Linked DNA regions of Homo sapiens: region 1 is linked to region 2. The links are chromatin loops, found by intact Hi-C in ENCODE. Cell type or tissue: Calu3. All regions are shown on one strand. Links, peaks and the distances in the headings refer to the core of each region. The heading gives the core; the rest is flanking DNA.

Region 1 (4,873 bases), core at 821-3,320, 150 kb before region 2:
AGATTCTTTGGCTTCTACTGCTCCTCCCCCTACACTCACATTGGGCCATCATTGCTTTACAGCTGCTTCTCTTTGGGTACACTTCACCCACTCCAGTTCCTGTGTGTCTAAGACAGTGAGCATCAGTCTGTGAATGGCAATCTGTGCACCCTGCCAGCATTAATGATGGGGCCAAGAGTGTACCTGGTCATCTGTAAGAGGAGCACAGTCTGACTGAGATATTTACAAAAGGAAAGAGAAGCACTGCTGAAAGAAGATAACTATTTACTGAGCACTTACTATATCCTAGTCATCCCAAGACAGAGAATAATTGTTTCTATCTGAGAGATGAGAAACAGGAGGCCTAAGAGTTTAGGTGATGGCCCCAAAGAAAAACAGAAAGTGAGAGAGCAGGGATTTGGACTTAGGTCTGTCTTATACCAAAACCTGTGGCTTTTAAATACAACCATGTACTGAGAGTGGGAATATGAAGTGCATGTGTGCAAAAACTCTAAAAACAGGAATGTCATCCCTTGAAGACAGCTTTTTAAAAAATTGTCTGTGGACAGTAGAAAACAGAAAGTTTCAATGATGTACCCATTTCTTTATTGGGCCTAGAACAGCATTTCTCAACCTTGACATTATAGACAATTCATGCCAATTTCTTTGTTGTTGGAGGCTGTGCCATGTATTGCATGGTGTTCAGCAGTACCCATGACCTATATCCATGAGATGCCACTGGTCACCCTTTCCCCAGTCGTGAAAACCAAATATATCTCCAGAAATTGCCAAATATTCTTGACGGACAAAATTGCCCCCCTTGGGAACCAGTGGTCTAGAATCATTTTAGAAATCCTATCTTGTCACATGCTACTTTGGGGTTCATATAAGGTAGAGGATGAGAACACAGATTCTGGTATCAGTCATACCTGGGTAGAAATCTCAGCTCTGTCACTTACTAGCTGTGTGAATTATTCAACCTCTTTGAGGCTTTCAGTGTAAAATGGGGACAGATAATAGTATTCTGAGGATTAAAGGAGATTATGCAGATGAAGCCCTTAGCAGAGTGCCTGACACATAGTAATAGTGCTATAATAATGTCAGTTATGATTATTAAGAAAAACGATGTTAGAAGATGACAGATTTAATCACTTCATCTCAGAGATGAGTAAACTGAGGCTCAGAAACAAGAAGACTAATTTTGGTTAGGACCCAGTCTACTTGTCCAAGAAATATACATATTTGATCACTGTTCTCAATGCCCTGTCTCATTTTACCCCAATAAAATGGTATCTGTGAGCCTCCTAGTATGTTATTTCTGTACTACCCATGCTCTTTCATGTCATAATTGTTAGTATTCCAATTTGTGGCAGCCAAATTATGGAATAGGAAAAGTTGCATCTTTCAGGGAAGACCCATCACCTGTTTGATGCCATGACGAATCAAAGACAACAGAAAAACTAACAGGATGAATAGAAATGTTAACTTGCATGGAATCAAAGCAGTGGCTCAGAGCAACCCTTATAGCATTTGGGAAGTTACCGTATTTTGGCCTTGATATTCTGTCGAAATCAACCACAGTCCTGGAACACCTTCTGTTTAATTTTACTCAGTGAAAATGTTTGTGCTGCCACTGGTAACCAAGGCTGGATACCCTGGAATCTCAGTTCAAATGCAAAAACACCATCTTAACATGCTCCAATTTGTATACTTATTTGTGTCTTGTCATTTTCAGGGAGGATATAAGATGAGCTAACTGGCAAAGGGAATTATGTAGTAACTGATGCAATAATTAGTCTCTCACTTGAAAATGTCGGGGATAATTACCAAGTCATATTTAGGAAGGAGCTCTCCCTGGCCAGGGCTGATTTTCAATTACCCTGGATTTAGTGAACATATGCTAGACATTCTGATGTTGGCCACTAGGTGATGATGATAAAAGGGGAAACTATGATAAACCTAGAGGAGAAAAAGTGAATGACTGGTGTGTGTGTGTGTGTGTGTGTGTGTGTGTGTCTGATAGAGAGGGAGAACGAGACAGGGAGAGAGAGACAGAAAGCGAAAAAATGGGAATGGATATATTCATACATGCCACAAAACACAACTTAGCATGACCTAGGCTTCATCTGGTCACCAACATATAGCAGAAATATAGCACGGTAATTGGGTCAAGTGGCTCATGGCTCAAAAAAGAGCAGTATCATTACATATGTAATACACAGGTATGATTCTACTGCGGTTGTGGGTAGACCAATGGTTCTCAACCAGTATGTCATAGCACACATGAATATACCCCGAATATTTCAAAACCAGGCTGCCAAGTTTTGATCCATGTGTGTAAATTATTTTTTCAATCATAGATGCCTACCATAACATCGCTACCAATCTAAAGAATGTGGAATTAAGTTATTTAGCCACTTGTTGTCAATAGGGTAAATTATTACTAATAAGAGGTAAGAAGCACAGAAAATTTCAAGCCGATTTTTCTAAGAGAAAAAATGTGTGTTCACTGGATAATGCTAGAATTTTTTTTCGATTTTTCCAAAGCTTGATTTAACAAGAAAAAATAAAGCTCAACTCCAATTCCTTAAAATGTCCTGCCAAAAATTCTAGTGTTTGAAAGTGTTCTACAACAAAAAAGTTTAGATGGGTCAGATAAGGAAGGACGGGAAAGCTTATCTCTGCAAGAATTATGGGGTTTCTCAGGCTGGGAAAACTGGGAAATACTGGATTAGAAGTCTTTTTTTGTAGTCACGGCTATCTCAATGCTAGTGGCCCTCACCTCTCAGTCTCATCTTTCCACTTTTAGACAGAGCATTCAGAGTACTCTGAAACACATATTCTACATGTAGATTGCTGCTTCTGTTTGGAATCAGTGTCCGCCCTCATAACAATAGAAGATCTTAAAGGAAAATGATAACCTTGAAGAGGTGACGTGTGTTGCAACAGACTTTAGGAGGTTGCACTGAGCAGTTCTGGGGCTTTTGACCAGGCAATGTAAGTATTCCTGTCTGGGCCAACCATTCAAATCCAGAGAGGCATGGGGGAGGATTCCTCTTTTTGTACCAATGGATGATTCCTGAGAAAGTTTTAAATCCAACGGAATGGGCAGCTAAGCATTGTTCAGCTGAAGATCCAGGGTTTGAAATCTACATTTAGTCTCAGAGCTTTTAGGTTTAAAAGAAGGCAGGAGTGAAAGGACCAGGTGTCTGAATAACCATGTGTGCTCTCAATTTGCCAATAACCTAGTTATTTCTGCAAAGATGGGGTTCTCTCTCATTAAATGATAATTCACTGAGACTTTTCCTATCGGTTTGAGCTCTCCTGAATATCATTTAAAAACCACTGGGTGTGGTGGCTCACACTTGTAATCCCAGCACTTCAGGAGGCCAAGGCAGGTGGATCACTTGAGGCCAGGAGTTCGAGACCAGCCTGGCCAACATGGCAAAACCCCTCTGCAAAAAACACAAAAATTAGTCCGGTGTAGTGGTGCGTGCCTGTAGTCCCAGCTACTCAAGAGGCTGAGGCAAGAGAATTGCTTGAACCTGGGAGGCAGAGGTTGCAGTGAGCTGAGATCATCCCACTGCACTCCAGCCTGGGCGACAAAGCAAGACTCCATCTCAAAAAAACAAAAACAAAAACAAAAACTGTACACCTCTCTTCCTTGGAAAACCTCATTGCTATAATTACCTTTAAAAAACGCTGTACAAGGGATCTTGACGATGCTATTAAAAACAGAGCCCTGAAGTTGGAAAAAACTTTAGTGATCTTCTCAGATAACCGTGACCCAACCTATAGCACCCCCACAACCCTACCTTCCAACATAAGAATAAAATTCTCTTTTCTTTCTTTTTGATCTTCGTATTTCTCTATTTGATAATGCCTGTGGTCTGAGTTCAGTTAGATCAGTGTTTCTAAAACTTTAATGTGCAACAGAATCATCTGGAAGGCTTGTTAAATACAGATTGTTGGGCCCGTGGACCAAACCCCAATGTGTTTTTCAGCGAGTCTGAGGTGGGTGGAGCTGACACTTTGCATTTCTGACGACTTTCCAGGTGCTGGTAAAACTGATGTTGCTGATATGTGGATCACACTTTGAGGAACACTAAATTAGATGCTTAAGCATGAAAGGCTAAGATATGTCTAAAGACTTTGGTCCAGTTCACAGCCAAAGGTTTTACTTTCCTTTGCTACATGTCTGCCTTCATTTCAAAAATTATTGGTAGAAAGTACCCTCATAAAGTTCTCTGGTTCCCCTGGACTATCCTGCCTTCTAATACACTGAGGAATCCCAGAGGAGGGGCACGATGTAGCCACATTCATTCATTCTCAGCAATACTTATTCACAGGAAGCTCCGAAATACAGCCTCCATGGTTCAATCGAAGTCCATTTTGTAAAAATCACATATTTAAGCATTTCATTTTGTAGATGAAAATCCTGAAACCAAAACAGGTCATGTGACTTGTCCAAAGCCACAGTGCTGGTAGCAACTGGCCGAGCTGCCCCTAGAATCTAGGGTTCTTGCCTGGTCACCTTCTAGTAAAACGTCCTCTAGCAGGCCAGGCTCCCTGAATAGACGACACATTTTAATTATATATATCATACTTTTTCCCCATTTGAACAGAAGACTCCTAAAATATACTTTGATAATAGCAACTATTACTATGCATGCATTTTAATGTGCAGAAAAGATATCAGTGAGTTTTTTTTTAAAGCATCACCATCCTATTTATACTACCTTTCCATGTATTTATAGGCTACAGATTATCCTTAAGTATTCTGATCTTAAAAGAGTAACCAACACTCTAAATGACTATTATTCTCAGGGGATAAAGACATTTCATTTTGTAATCTTTTTGTCTTACATCATACATAATCTCCTGTATCTTACTG
Region 2 (4,873 bases), core at 834-3,333:
CTCCCCAGCAGAATATTTAACCAAGGACACATTTTCCCCTGCTCTAATTCCTTAGCCGTTCCTCCTCCTCTGTAAATCTTCTAAACATTGCAGAGCCTCAGGCTTTGAGCCGGCCCTCAGTGCTAGCTCCATTCTCTCCTTAAATGATCTCATTCACAGATTTAAATACCATCAATATGCTGATGATTCCTGAATTTATTTTCCCCAGCTCAGACCTTCCCTACCAAAGAGCAATTTCATATGGTATGGCTTAATATAGCAACCAATAAAAAACCTCTCACTCATATCATTTTTTTGCTCTCTTTAAAATGATTCCTTCTAGTCATATGATTTGTAAACCCCCCCAAATCATTAAATAATCACCCACCGCCATGTTATATATAACCTGTGTGGATCAGTGATGAGTTCAGACGCAACCTAGGTATACTCACTGGTATTTCAGAAAGCATGGCTTTCTCACTCCTGCCTCTATCCCACTTCTGCTAAACAGCACCCAGCATCCAGGGCCAGGCTGGGGATGTATGAGAGAATATAAAAAGATTAGAAACCTGCTCAGAATAAGTCTTCTGACAGTTGGTTCATGCCTGGGAGAATAAAACTTCCATCTAACAAGACTGACCACCAAAAGTTCTTTTGTTTCCTTTTTGGAAATTTTTTAAGAATAAGGGACAAGTCAGGTCATTTTGGTGAGTTTTATTGGGAAGAACAAAATGAAATTAATCTCCTTGGTATAATTCAGTACATTCACAATTCGCCTCTGCATTTCATGGAAGAGCAGAAGCATACGCTCAGTGGCCAGGCTTTCAGAGCCACTAACGCAGTTCCCATTTTAACATTCCTAGGGAACTGAAGCAGGTTACTGCTAAAATTGGATGAGGCTCAGCGTCTTAACATTTATGGATGTTAAACCAAGCCAGTGCTGGGTTTCCAACATGCCATAGGCTCGGCTCAAGGAATTTTAAACCAATGACAAAAGCATGGGCCTGCTTCCTTGTCAATAACATCAACACCTCCACCCCCAGACAATCCCACTGCCATGGTAAGTCTGGCTTTAGTGTTTTTGATTTTATTTTGTCCCAAGCCTAGAGAAAATGGGGATGGTGGAAGCTATTTAATCTCAATGTCTTTGTTTTACAGATAAACAAGGTAAGGCCCAGAGAAGTCCAGTATCTTGCTCATGGTCACACAGCAAATTTCTCAATATCACTATCTTAGTCTCCCCATCTGTAAATGATAACCACAAGCTGATCTCCCTTGTAGGGTTTCTGTGACTATTAAATATTGTGTCAGACAGACTCAGCACAAGCCTGACCATAAAAAGCAAAACAGATGTTTGGCATTAATAATCCTCTCCAGGCTTATCCTTTGTAGTCAGGGAAGCTGTTAAGATTGTCAGAGAAGGCCGGGCGCAGTGGCTTACGCCTATAATCCCAGCACTTTGGGAGGCCGAGGTGGGTGGCTCACCTGAGGTCAGGAGTTCAAGACCAACCTGGCCAACATGGTGAAACCCCATCTCTACTAAAAATACAAAAATTAGCCGGGCGTGGTGGTGCATGCCTGTAGTCCCAGCTACTTGGGAGGCTGAGGCAGGAGAATCACTTGAACCTAGGAGGCAGAGGTTGCAGTGAGCTGAGATCATGCCACTGCACCCCGGCCTGGGCAACAGAGCAACAGAGACTCCATCTCAAAAAAAAAAAAAAGATTGAGAAATCAGCAAGTCTTGCTGCAGTGTGTTCAAATGTTCCTACCACCATGCATATTTGGTTTAAAAAAAATCAGAAAGGCTACTCTAAAATTAACCCCCTTCTATCTTTGAACTTCACAAATGAGACCCAACAGTGGGGAAATAAGAAGAGGGAAATCTCCTGTTCAAAAACAAAATGGCCTTTCCTACAGACAAAAGATGGCTTCTAGGATGGCAAGGGATTTGTCTCCCCTTTATGAAGTCAGCCTAATTAAAGAAACTTTTCTATCAGTTCTTCAATTAAATACACATCTCCACAAAGGAAGCCTTGTTATGCATGAGAGACTGCCCTCTACTGTGAATTTTCATTAGTGCAGTAGGTGTTGGTTTGGAGACCTGGGGCAGGCAGGGGATCTGAGTCCAAGAGTCTGGAAGAACCTGTGCCAGTGGAGGACACTGACTTGTTCTTCCAGCACTGTCCCCACTGAAATGGAAAAGGGCAACCCTAAGGGTTCTCAACCAAATGAAGAATTCTAGGGGTGCAGCTGAGATAGAGGAGATGTTGCTACAGACTGACACACACATCCCTGCTGTCTCAACCTTGAGGCCAGTTAAGGGCTCACAAGTAGAATAAAGGCTAATCAGCCCCATGAAGCATCCCTAAATTTCAGAGAGATAGCAACTTGTTACAAAATACCAGAGTGGTAGGCTTAAGGAAACAGCCATAGGCATATGAAAATAAGTCTGCTCCTCTTCCCATATTTAAAAGTGGTTGGAAAATTCTTAAAGATAACTCTGCTGTTCTGATGTCTCTTATGGTGCAGCGACCCAGGGGAGGATTTCAGACTGACATAAGAAAGAATGATCCAGTGGTCACAGCTGACCAATGATTATGAGCTTCCATCTCTCAAGGTAATCAAACAGATTCTGGATGATTCCTTAGGGACGGAGAGAAATCTCAAGATTCCAGCTCCAGAAGGAGAGTTAGTCTACATCAGTGGTTCTCAGAGTTTGAGACTTCACAGATCAGAAAAACATCCAAAATAATTTTGGGAAATTACATAGGGTTTAAAGACATTTATAAAAATGATTATTTAATATGACTATGACTTCTTAGAAGAAGAGAGTGTTTAAAGCACATTTAATGGCCAGGCATGGTGGCTCATGCCTTAATCCCAGGACTTTGGGAGGCTGAGCCGGGTGGATCACTTGAGCTCAGGAGTTCGAGACCAGCCTGGCCAACGTGGCAAAACCCTGTCTCTACTAAAAATACAAAAAAAATGAGCCGGATATGGTGGCTGGTGACTATAATCCCAGCTACCTGGGAGGCTGAGGCAGGAGAATAGTTTGAATGGGGAGGCAGAGGTTGCAGTGAGCTAAGATTGCACCACTGCACTCCAGCCTGGGTGACAGAGTGAGACTCTGTCTCAAAAAAAAAAAAAAAAAAAGAAAGAAAGAAAAACACAGGAACAAAAACAAAAACAGGCATCATTATTCTTTACATTGAATGAATGGAGATGAATGCACTTCACAACACTTAATCTTCACATTTTGTTAAAGTGATCCAACAAAAATATTATAACAGAGCAGCACTTGCTTATCCATTACCTTTGCAGAAACTTTCTTCAATAGTCAAAAATGTTGATAAAGCTATCTTCATGTTGGAGAAAAGAAAAGATCCCATCCAATCCGAGTGTTTGCATTTGAACATGTTTGAGCATTTGGAATCAGCAGAGCAGAAGGTTTTGAGAAGGGGCAGAAACAGCACCTGTTGTCTTACCTTCCTGCTCCTGGAGAAGACAGTGCACCATGCAGGGCAGCACTCCCGTACAGGATATCTTAACTTGGGCCTTGTGGTTTAACTTAAGAGACTCCCTGAAAACTGAAAGCTAAATTAGGTGTAGACTACACTTGTTTGAGCATGTGCAGAACTTCCAACAGGTTCACAAAAGGGCCCATGAACTCAAAAATGGAAAGGCGCTGATATAAAAGGATGAATTCCAAAATACATGTTATTGGAACCTGTAGTAGATTGCAATACTGGTCCCAATTTTCACACCTCCCTGCATCCACACCTTTACTCATCGTGGCTATCATTCATGGAGTATAACTACCACTCCTTCCTCACCTTTGACTTGGCCTCATGACTTGCTTTGGCCAACAGCAAATGGGTGGAAATGACAACGTGCCAGTTCCAAATTTAGGCCTTTGGAGGCCTCATGTTTCCCAGCTTGCTCTCTTGTGCCTCCATCCCTGCCAGAAGGTGAGCACACCCTGGGTGGTCCCAGGAAGAGGATGAAAGATGTGAGAAGCACAGCCACTCGGCCAATCCACAAACTCACAAGTGAGAAATAAGTGCCTAGTTTTGCACACCACTGAGATTCTGAGATTAGTTGTTACACATCCTTACAATGGCAATAGCTAACTGATACAGGACCCAAATTCCAGAAGTTTCCTAGAGTAGAAGAGGGTGAACTGATGCCATTACGGCAGAGTAGAAGATAGTGATAGGAGATGCAGTGCAGCTTCTTTCTCCATCTCATTCCCACCCAGCTTCTATACAAGCTCTCTGGATCTTTGCCTAGTCACTGGCTCTAATAGCAAGTTAAGTCCCCTCTCCTCAAGCAAAGAAAAACAAATGAGCTGAGTCTTCATATTCAGTTATTTTGGTCGCTGAACTCCAATAGATGTGTGAGTTTTTCAAATATTTGCAGATTATCTTTTTGAAATCCACCTTTAATCATTTTTACTTGTAATTGTTCCAGATATTTTATAGCCTTGCCTACCTCAGCAAGCAGAGCATATAGCACACAGTTATAATTTTGTTTTAAAAGGCAATGTGGAACACAGGCTATTGAAATAAATCTAAAGTCTACAACTGAATAATTTTTGACCTTGTGCAAGACACTTAGCCTCTATCAGCCCATTTCTTCATCCACAAAATGGGACTCTTACTTATTTCACAGAGTGATAGAGAAGATTAAATGAAGTAATGTATACATTACTTGGTTATGGAAGGTGCCCAGAAAATTGCATGTTGCTGTGCTTCTCGACATGGACTTGAGTTGCAGTATGGAGACACCAGTCAGGGCAGGGGCAAGAGCTCAGGTTTCAGAGTCAGAACTGGATTCTTATCCTGGCTCTGCCACGTACCAGTTATGTTGAACAAGCCACTCACCCTTCTGAGCT

The links. Peaks named below come from ENCODE experiments on the same cell type or tissue, not always from the same donor. Only the 100,000 strongest peaks of a DNase experiment are listed, where the experiment ranks them.
Region 1: a loop joins it to region 2, with 4 times the contacts of the local background. A loop is called at or near these places in 7 of 110 quality-filtered maps.

What each region holds. Positions count from the first base shown.
Region 1 is chr3:64,242,641-64,247,513 of GRCh38, forward strand. It overlaps a transcript of PRICKLE2 not described here. Among named protein-coding and RNA genes, the nearest start is that of PRICKLE2, 20 kb to the left of the region's middle. In Calu3, for the core only: CTCF peaks have their summits at 1,885 (motif pointing right) and 2,086; a DNase peak (open chromatin) is centred at 1,961.
Region 2 is chr3:64,397,348-64,402,220 of GRCh38, forward strand. No RefSeq gene overlaps it. Among named protein-coding and RNA genes, the nearest start is that of PRICKLE2-DT, 45 kb to the right of the region's middle. In Calu3, for the core only: no CTCF peak of the experiment used is centred there; a DNase peak (open chromatin) is centred at 2,074.